2 separate regions of the Mus musculus genome follow, and region 1 is linked to region 2. The links are chromatin loops, found by intact Hi-C in ENCODE. Cell type or tissue: gastrocnemius. All regions are shown on one strand. Each heading gives the region's core, and the rest is flanking DNA. Links, peaks and the distances in the headings are about the cores only. Region 1 overlaps Tex14 (testis expressed gene 14). Region 2 holds the start of Trim37 (tripartite motif-containing 37).

Evidence for each region. A loop is a pair of places that touch in the nucleus more often than their neighbours do. Peaks named below come from ENCODE experiments on the same cell type or tissue, not always from the same donor. Only the 100,000 strongest peaks of a DNase experiment are listed, where the experiment ranks them.
Region 1: a loop joins it to region 2, with 3 times the contacts of the local background. A loop is called at or near these places in 1 of 42 quality-filtered maps.

The regions. Positions count from the first base shown.
Region 1 is chr11:87,410,576-87,415,958 of GRCm38, reverse strand. All of the region lies in intron 1 of Tex14 (testis expressed gene 14), which reads right to left. Among named protein-coding and RNA genes, the nearest start is that of Tex14, 8.2 kb to the right of the region's middle. In gastrocnemius, for the core only: a CTCF peak has its summit at 2,319 (motif pointing right); no DNase peak of the experiment used is centred there.
Region 2 is chr11:87,124,058-87,129,440 of GRCm38, reverse strand. Trim37 (tripartite motif-containing 37) reads right to left here and starts at 2,366. Exons shown (of 24, transcript NM_197987.2): 1 at 1,947-2,366. The coding sequence starts at 1,967. In gastrocnemius, for the core only: a CTCF peak has its summit at 2,497; DNase peaks (open chromatin) are centred at 257 and 2,381; H3K4me3 peaks cover 1,919 bases; H3K27ac peaks cover 1,629 bases.

The sequences.
Region 1 (5,383 bases), core at 199-5,198, 290 kb before region 2:
AGCCTGCTCAGTTGTAAGAAGATGCAAGCTCCATTTTTTAAGCAACTCTGGAATAGCATAAACTACATCCTCAAACTACCACAATTTGGTGTTGCACATTTAAAGAGATCACAAGGCTCAGCACAGTTGAAATGCAATGGATAAGCCACACTCTAGAGAAAATACCTTCATGTCCATGATCTGTCAGCTAATTATAAGTTTCTTTTTTTTTAAGTTTATGATTTTTTTTAAAGATTTATTTATTTCAGACAAACCAGAAGAGGGAGGCAGATTTCATTACAAGTGGTTGCAAGCCACCATGTGGTTGCTGGGATTTGAACTCAGGACCTTTGGAAGAGTAGTCAGTGCTCTTACCCACTGAGCCATCTCATCAGCCCCAAGTTTCTATTTCTTACTTACTCCATGGAATCTTACTTCAAATTCAGATCACTCCAAAGAATGATTAATTTTCCTCATAAGGACTATGAACTTTGTGATGTAAATCATGGTTTTGACATACTTGGGAAAGGTGTTTTTCCCTCCCCAAGACTGAGTTTCTCCCTGGCCATCCTGGAACTTGCTCTGTAGATCAGGCTGGCCTTGAATTCAGAGATCCATCTGCCTCTGAGTGCCGGGATTAAAGGTGCGCACCACTACTGCCCAGCAGAAAGAGGAAACCTTAATTGAAGAACTTTCTCCATCAGACTGGCCTGTGAACATATCTGTGGAGTCTTTTCTTGGTTGCTGACTAATGTAGGATCTTGTGGGCAGCACCATAGGTAAGAAAGTGGGTATGGACTATGTAAGAAAGAACCATGAGCCTGGTAGCAAGACACTCAAGTGTTCCTCCATGGTTTCTGCTGTAAGTTCCTACTCTGACTTTCCTCAGTGATGAACTATAACCTGTAAGAGTAAAGTAAGCCTCTTTCTCACCATGTTGTTCTTGGTTGTGGTGCTTATCATAGCAACAACAATCTATCTAGGACAGACTTTTACAATTGTAGAACAAAGAACTTGCAAACTGTTAAACCTATGCAGCAACATGTTATATTATTATATCTATTGAACTATAGGCCTATAAAGCTGGGGTTGTAGCTCAACTGGTAGAGGGCTTACCTAGTATGCAGAGCTGTGGGTCTGATTCTCAGCATGGGCTATAATGGCACATGCCTGTAATCCTCAGCTATATACTTCATTAATTAAACATAAATATTTAAAAATAATGCAAAGAGAGAAATAGAGCCAGTGAGATGGGTCAGCAAGTTAAAGCACTTGCTATCAAACTGTAAGAGGCCAAAGATTCTACTTCTCCCAGCTGGAGACATCTTTGATTTACTATGAAACTGGCCTCTCTTACCACCTATGCCATGGAAAGGCCCTTACTGCCCCAGATAACTGCAAGGTTTTGGATACTGTTAAACTGCTTTCATTTGCCTCTGCAACTGCCAACCTGAATGTAGTTTTTCTATGTGCTTTGTCTTTAAAAACTCCCTGTAATGTGCATTTGAGCCTGCTCTTGCTCTAAAAAAACGATTTTTCTCCAGGTAGTCACCTATCTTAATATTAGATTCATACTCTCTCCCCTCCCCTCCCCACCCCACACCCATTGACTTTTCGAGACAGGGTTTCTCTGTGTAGCCCTGATTGTCCTAGAACTCACTCTTTAGACCAGGCCGGCCTCGAATTTAGAAATTCGCCTGTACCTGCCTCTGCCTCCCAAGCGCTGGGATTAAAGGTGTGCACCACCACTGCCCAGCTTAGATTCTGAATTCAGACTTTGGTCTCTACCTCACAATAAAGCCTGCCCCTGGGACCCACATGATGAGAAAGTACTCTCTACAAGGTTCTCTTCTGACCCCTGTGTGTGAGACTACATACATACTAAAACAAATTATGTAGTTTATTTATTATTCTTTTCTTTTTTCTTTCTTGAGACAGGATTTCTTCATGCAGTTATGGAGCTTAATATGTAGATCAGTCTGGCCTCAGACTCACAGAGATGTACCTGCTGCGATTAAAGGCATGGGCCACCACACCTGCTATTACAATATAAGTTAAAAGTTCGGTTTCAAAGAGAGAAAAGAGAGTATGTATGTGAAACAATGCTTTTAAGAAAAAGTGTGCCGGGCAGTGGTGGCGCACGCCTTTAATCCCAGCACTCGGGAGGCAGAGGTAGGTGGATTTCTGAGTTCAAGGCCAGCCTGGTCTACAAAGTGAGTTCCAGAACAGCCAGAGCTATACAGAGAAATCCTGTCTCGAAAAAACCAAAAAAGAAAAAAAAAGAAAAAGTGTATGGGTGCTCTGTCTGTGTACTAGATGCATCAAGTGTCCTCATAGCCCACAAGAGGGCACTAGATTTTCTTGAACAGGAGTTACGGATGGCTTCAAGGTGCTATGTCAGTACTAGATCTTCTGGACCTTCTGGAAGAAGAGTCAGTGCTCTTGGTTTTTGTTTTTGTTTTTTTGAGACAGGGTTTCTCTGTGTAGCCCTGGCTGTCCTGGGACTCACTCTGTAGACCAGGCTGGCCTTGAACTCAGAAATCCAACTGCCTCGGCCTCCCAAGTGCTGGGATTACAGGTGTGCGCCACCACTGCCCGGCACAGTCAGTGCTCTTAACCGATGAGCCATCTCTTTAACCTAACAATGCTGTTTTAAACATCTTACTAAAACTAAAAATGACAATTAAAAAAAAAAAAAAAAGAGATGTCTGGGGCTGGTGAGATGGCTCAGTGGGTAAGAGCACCCAACTGTTCTTCCGAAGGTCCAGAGTTCAAATCCCAGCAACCACATGGTGGCTCACAACCATCTGTAACAAGATCTGATGCCCTCTTCTGGAGTGTCTGAAGACAACTACAGTGTACTTACATATAATAAATAAATAAATCTTAAAAAAAAATCTTAAAAAAAAAAAGAGATGACTGATATGGGAAGAAAAAAATAGGGAAACGGAGTTGGGGGACCTTTAAAGTGCTAGAAACTGAACTCTGGGGCTCACACATCCCAGGCAAATGATTTACTTTCAATGGTTTGCTAGTTGTTTTTAATTAATTAACTAATTAATTATTTCAAAACAGGGTTTCTCTGTATGAAAGATCACTGGCTGTCCTGGAACACATTTTGAAGACCAGAATGGCCTCAAACTTACAGAAATCTGCCTATCTCTGCTTCTTGAGTGCTAGGATTAAAGGTTTGTGCTATCACTCCTGACATTAGTTAACTTTTTGTTGTTTTTATTTTATTTTTTGAGACAAGGTCTCACTAGCCTCAGAGAAACCCCATCTCGAAAAACAAACGAAAAAAGAAAATCCTCTTTATTGTTAACATTTATTTATTCATCTATTTACTTATTGTGTGTATGTGTGTGGACATATATGTATCATGGAACAGTGTGTAGTTAGAGGAAACCCCGTGGGAGCCAGTTCTTTTCTTCTACCATGTGATTCCTAGGGATTAAATTTTAGCTTGCAGATTTGGAAGCTAAATGACCATTCATACTGGTCCTAGGGGTATTTGGTTTACTTGCTTACTTATTTATTAGTTGTTGGGTATGAAGGTGCCATGATGCCCATATGGTGATCAAAAGACAACTTGTGAGTCCTGGGAATCAAACTTAGGTTGTCAGCTTTGGTGGGAAAGTCTCTTACCCAACAAGCCACCTTCCTGGTTTCCTGTGCATACTTCTAAAGTTTTTTTTTTTTTTACATTTAATTAGTGTATGTGTCTGTGTATGTATGAACTTGCATGAAAGTGGCACAACTCATGTGATCGCTCACAGGGGATCAACTGGTTCTTTTTTTTTTTTTCCTTTGGTTTTTTGAGACTATATATATATATATTTTTTTTTTTTTTTTTTTTTTTGAGACAGGTTTCTCTATATAGCCCTGGCTGTCCTGGAACTCACTTTGTAGACCAGGCTGGCCTCAAACTCAGAAATCTGCCTGCCTCTGCCTCCTGAGTGCTGGGATTAAAGGTGTGCGCCACCATGCCCAGCCAACTGGTTCTTTCATTCTACCATAGGTCCTGGGAATAGAACTCAGGTTCTCAGGGTTTGGCACCAAATATCTTTTCCATTGAACTATCGCACCTGTCCCCTAGTAGTAATACCTCCTTAAACTAGTAACATGGTGTCCTTAACAGGTCCATAGCCTTCACAAAGCTCAGTTACAGTATTTCACAAGATGTTCATCATTACTGGCCTACTTATGCATAAAACCTGCCTTAGGACAAAGAGGTGACTTTTCTAAGCCAGGCATGGTGGCTGGGACCTGTAATTACAATACTTTGGAAAGCTGAAGTACAAGGATTGCTTCAAGTTTGCAGTCAGTCTATACTGCATATGTTATGGTAGCCTAGGCTACAGAAAACCCATTTCAAAACCAACCAACCAACCAACCAACCAACCAACCAACCAACCAACCAACCACAACACCCACAGAATATTGAGTCAGACCTGGCAATGCATACCTGCCATCCCACTATTCCAAAAGAGCCAAGAGAATTATAAATTTGGGGCCAGCTTTGGAAACAGAGACTATGTCTCAAATTTGAATGAATGGACTGCAGATGTAGCTCAGTGGAAAATCTAGCATGTGTGAGGCTATAGAGTCCCAGCACTAGAAAGTGATGTTATTTCTCCACCAGTGAAATGAGCCAATTCAAACAGATTAGACTATATTAAAAGTATTTTTATTGGAAAACTGTCCTCAGGAGGACTAGTTCACTGGCCCCAAGGACCAAGGCCAGGGAAGTCACCATAGGGAGAGGGGAAGGGGGAAAAGAAAGATGCAAGCCCAGAGAAAGAACAGAGAGGGGGGAGGGGGATGGGTGAGAGGGAGAAACACACACAAGCATGAGAAAGGGACAATCCAAAACGATGTCTTGATTATATAGGGAGGAGCCTCTGGGGGGAAGGGCAGCTCAGTCCCGGGCCTGGAAAGTTCAGGGTTGGGGGCAGGGTATGCCAGCTAGAGACTGAGGGATGCTGGGAGAACCTGGAGGCCAGGCCTGCTTTTGATATCTAAAATATGTACCCCAGTCCCTCGTCCTGCCAAACAGAAAGATTTATTTTGCAATTACACTTTATATATTAATTTTCTGAAAAGGGAGACATGTGTGGAGTCCGTCCTCCCCTTTCACTATGGGCGCCTGAAGGATCAAACAATGGTCATCAGACTTAGAAGCAGACTCCTGGTACCCAATGAGTCATCTCTCAGCCCCTTTCTGCTTTTTTGTTTCATTTTTCAGACACAATCTCACTATATAGTGCTGGCTGGCCTAGAACCTGCTATATAGAGCTCACAGGTCTAGCCCTTGCCTCCTTAGTGCCTAGATTAAAGGTATAAAACACCATACCTGACCCTTTTCAAGTGTTTTGTTTTGTTTTGTGAGGACAGTGTCATTGTA
Region 2 (5,383 bases), core at 189-5,188:
ACTATACTCCCTGTCAGAACTTGATTAGTCAGAACATCTGGAAAACATGCTTGTCTTTTAATAAGCCTGATGATTCCAAGAAAAACAAACAGACTAAGAAAGTGGCTTAAACGATGGAGCGCTTGCCTTGAAAGCATAAGGGTCTGAGAACCCCAGAATTCAGGTACAATCCAGGATGGTGTTGCATGCCATCCCAGCTATGACACGACAGGGGCACACACAGGCAGATCCCTGGAAGCCCACTGCCAACTAGCCTGGCTAACTGGTGAGGTTCCAGGCCAGTGAGACCCTGTCTCAAACAAAAGGTGGAATGTAATGACCAATGACCTGGGTATGTGTAACAGACACACGCAAGCACACAGACACACACATACTCACTCTGATACACATCAAAAAAAAAAAATGAAACCATGAAATGCAAAGAGAAACTTTATGTAGAAATATTCTTACTGAGGGGGTACTTATAATAAAAGTAAGAATGTGATTACAGCCCTTACAGACAAATACTAAGTAAATTATGCCAAATACAGCATGCAGAAATACTTATAGTAGAAAACTGTGTATGTGTGTATCAGTAAGAAATGGAAGAAAGATTGCATGACTAAATACACAATGACAACTTTTTACTTCTGTGATTTCCACAATGGAGATGAACTACTTTTGTAATTAAGGGATGGAATTTGTTTTTAAGAGACAGTTTCACTATGTAGCTCAGGCCAGCCTGAAACACCTTGTGCTCACTATCTTGGCCTAGAAATCAGAGATCTGCCTGCTTCTGCTTCCCAAGGGCTGGGATTAAAGTATGCATCACTGAGTCCAGACATGAGCAAATTTTTAAGAAGATATACTGGAACGGGCAAGGTGGCTCAGCATTGCCAAAGGCTCCTACCACCAAACCTGAAGACCTGACTTCTATCCCAGGAATCCCACATGGTAAAAGGAGAAGCAACTCCAAGTTGTCCTGACCTCCACGCCGGCACATCAATGCACACCCATGCACACACTAAATAAACAAACATTTGTAAAGATATCGTGATTAGAGGCAAACTAATTCAGAATCTGAATTTCTGTCCTGATGTAATCAACTAATTATGTGAGCCTGAAAATCTGCAGCCACTATAAATGCGAGTGTCCCTATTGACATTAAGTTAATAACTAAAAAAAAATTGAAAACAGGGAAGTTTACCCACGTCTATTTTTACTCCATTCCAGAAAAATTAAACCCTCCTAAAACCAAGAAAAGTTTACAAAACCTTCACACAACTTTCACAAGAGCAATTAAGTAGAAAATTACTGATGGTCATAACTGCAAGACCAGGTCCTGAGAGATGCGGACTCTTAACTGGCTTTGGGAAGACAATAAAACCATGGGGGTGAACTGGGTTAATCTCAAGAGCAATGCTCAGTAAGTTATCCCTTATTTTTAAAAAGCAAAAATCATGTAGTACTTTAGTCTCTGAACGGTTCACGCCCCCCAGCCCCCAAGCAATCGTTTTGATGATTCTAGCCTTTATGGAAATACCCCAATCATGAAATCATCTTACAAGAATCAATGCTGGAAACTACTAGTCTTTAAGTCAGTCGAGTGTGAGAGAGGTGTGTGTGTCCTACAAAATGAACCGCTGAGGGTGAAAAAAATGTTTAATCATGCAGAGCAAGTCGTGGCGAGAAAGCAGGGCAAGTCCTTCCGATGAATTTGCAATTTTGCTCTAGAAAGGCTCAGCCTGCAAACAGCGACGAGAGCAGGTGCCAAGGCATCGCTGGAGCTCCGCAGCACCTGACTGCGGAACAGATTCAGCACCGGGCATGCTGAGGGCTGGAAGCACTACCGCCGGGCCAGCCTCCCTCTCCGCGACTCGCAGAGGCTGCCTCCCACAGGGAGGGCGAGCGCATGGGGCCCCGGATAGAAAAGGAGCCCAGCCGCCACCCTCCGTGATGCCCCTCACCTCCACACTCTGCTCATCCATTGCCTCCGGCTCTCGGCGGGGCCCTCGGCGACCCTCGGAGTCCGTGTCTGCGCTGTCAGGCGCCGGCCCGAGGTCGCCAGGTCAGCTGCGCTCACCTCAGCAGGCTCCCACAACAGTGCCACCTCCGCGCCCCATCCCGTCGGGTTCCCCACCGGCTACCCCGCATTTCGCCATTTTTTTTTATCCGCGCGCCAGCCCTGGGGCGGAGAGGGAAGGGCTAGCGGTAGCCGCAACGCCTTCCTCCCGCCTCAGCAGCTGGCCTGCGTCCGCGTGGGAGCCCTGGCCCACGTGACGCCGGCGCGCGCGTGTGAAAACCGCCGCGGGGCCCGTCCGGGGCGGAACAGGCGCCACAGAGAATTCGCAAACACCAACGGTAACCAGGGCAGCTAGAGGCGCGGCAACGGGGCGGACGCGATGCGCACGCGCACTCGGCGTTGCGGGAGGGGAGGGGAGGGGCGGGGCGGAGCGGGGCGGGAGGAGAGGCGGGCGCCCGGTTCCCGCGGTGCGCGCAGCACACGAGACTTGGAGAGGCGGTGCCGCGGGGAGGCGTGTCGGGCGTCGGCGCGGTGCCCTTCGCCTCGCAGATTTTACCGCCAGTGATGTAGGCTCCTTGGTGCGTCCTAATTGGAAGAAGCCACGCTCCCGAGTATTAGGAAGGGACGGAGAGTCTTATTTGCGTTCCCATTGTTTGTGGGTCACCTAAGGAGACCCTGGAGCCGGGAACTCTTGCTTGGTTAGTGTTTGCTTTCCGCCTCTGGGAGGAAACGCAGACTTTAAGCTTTAAAAAAAAAAAAAAAAAAAAAAAAACTTAGTCCCCCTCCATAGTAAATGCATTTGAAAGCTCCAATTGTAATGGACCGGCGATTTCTCTTGACCTGTTATTTTGAGACAAGGTTTCTTTAGTTCATGATAGACTGGACGTATAGTGAAGTCTCCAAGCTTCCTGGAAGTAAGGATTGCAGGGGAGAGGTACCACGTCTTCTCATTTTGGTGAGACAATTGGATCCACATCCCACCGACTAAGGCTTTCTTGCAGCTTGAGTTGTTTTTGCTATGGGGACTAACAAAGAGTCTAGGGAATCGCTTCTAAATTCCTTCCAGAAGAGACCAGTTAGGGTGCAGAAATTGAGGGTATGTGAGACAAAAGGCGTTGGTCAAATACTTAAATCTTAATTCTTCTCTTAAGCTTATTACAAAGTTATTTATGAACCCAATCCAGAGAATTGATAATCTAGAAAGAATCTTTTCGTTACTAGCAACATTTTTTAAAAATTATATGAACTATAAACAAGATTTATGGAGGTAGGACGGATGGCCCAGAGGTTAAGAATACTTGCTACTCCGGGGGAGGACCACTCTCTAACCCTGCCTTTGGTCTCCAGCCTATACTCCAACTCCATTCTGCCCACCTAAAACACCCACACTCACATGCACATATATTAATATAACCCAAAATAATCTACACACACATAATTTAATTAAGTAGAGATAGAATATGCTTTCACAAGCTGGGCATGGTGGAGCACTCGTTTAGTCCCAGCATTTGGGGGACAGAGGCAGGTGGAGTTCCAGGACAATCAGGGATACACAATGACACCGTGTATTGAAAAACCAAAAGCAAAAAAGGCTTTCATTTCAAACCACTTATGGTCTTTGAACTAGATGCAGGCTGATAGTTGCAGAATAATTTTACTAACGTGTCCTGAATTGTACCTTTTTGCTGATGTTCCCATGTCACCTGCACTGACCTAGAACTTGCTATAAAGCATATGCCAGCCTTCAACTCCCTCCTTAGCCTCTTCAGTGCTAGGATATACATAGGTATGCCACCACATTCTATTTACACTTTAAAATTTAATCTATACCTAAAAATTTGTGGAGGCCGGGTGTGGTGGTACATGTCTTTAGCTTTTAATCATAGCCTTTCATGACCAGGCAGAAACCATCTCCAGAATAGCCTGGTCTACTTAGTGAGTTCAAAGCCAGCCTGGGCTAAGTCGCCAGACTAAAAAAACAATCAAAAGTTTGTGGGAAATATTATGGCATTTGGAATTCTCAACAATATGGAGAAACCTTTGCCCTGTAGTATAACAGATGATAACAGTAGCCTATAGATTATGGTATATTTGCCATATATACCCAAAATGTTTAAGGAACTAGTTATCAGGCTAGTTCATAATAGTAGAAAATAAAAGAAATCTGTAATTAGTTAGAGGTCTTTGTTAAAAAATAGGCATACAGTGCTTAAATTGGTAGTTGGCTAAGTAAGGGTTAAAGGTCCTTTGTCAGCTCGTGGGTGAGGGAGTCTGCTAGCACTGGAGAGCTTGAAACAGAAGATTGAGAACTTGAAGAAAGCCAACCAGAGCCCTAGCCCAAGACCATGTCTCACAAAAACAGCACTTAGGGGCTGACTTTGCTCTGCCCTTTGCCACAAGACACATCCCCCAAAATGCTATTACTTTTATAATGACTCAGATTATCAATAAGAAACTAAACAAAATCATGATATAGCCATACAGTAGTTACAAGTGTTAAAAAGGATGTTAAATGTATAATGTATGTCATGAAATCATATAAAATGAAAATTTTAAATGCTACAGTATAATGTATGCTTACCTGTTTTGTTTTTTTCTAAAGAAAAATTCTATGTGAATATGTATAGAAATGAATAAAGAAACTGAAGGCTGACTACTTCTAAATAATATGCATTATGCTTGTTTTTAAATATCTTAAATAGTATTATATAGAAACACTATAGTAACAGAAAATAGTATCTAGATGAGAAATAATCCTAAATAAAAGTAATAAGAATGAAGATAATATAACATGGAGGCTAGATACTATGACCAATTTTAGGTTTTATTTTATAGGTAAGTGGATGCAAATACATTAAAAAGGTAACCATTCCAGCTAACAAAAGCCACTGCCAAAACTACAAAATGAACAAGTAATCCGAATATGTTCAATTTAAATGTTGAGGTAGAGAATTTTACTGGCAATATTTGAGGATCACAGAGTCTATTTTAATTAATTTTTATTTATGAGTACACTGTAGCTGTCTCCAGACACGCCAACAAGAAGGCACAAGATCCCATTACAGATGGCTGTGAGCAGCCATGTGGTTGCTGGGAATTGAACTCAGGACCTCTGAAAAAACAGTGAGTGCTCTTAAACTCTGAGCCATCTCCAGGCCGGGAGGGTCACAGAGTCTCAAGTCCTGGAAAACAAATGGAAGGGGAAAACATTCACACGTGTGGATTTTGTTTGAAAGCAAGTCTTGCTGTGTGGCCCGACTCACCTGGAACTCCATGGCCGGTTTGAGTATAGTACCTTCTTGACTCCTCTCAGCCTACTAAACTGGTTTTCTGTGCACCTCTCAGTATATACCTTAAGCTGGGTTTGGAGGTGATTGTAAC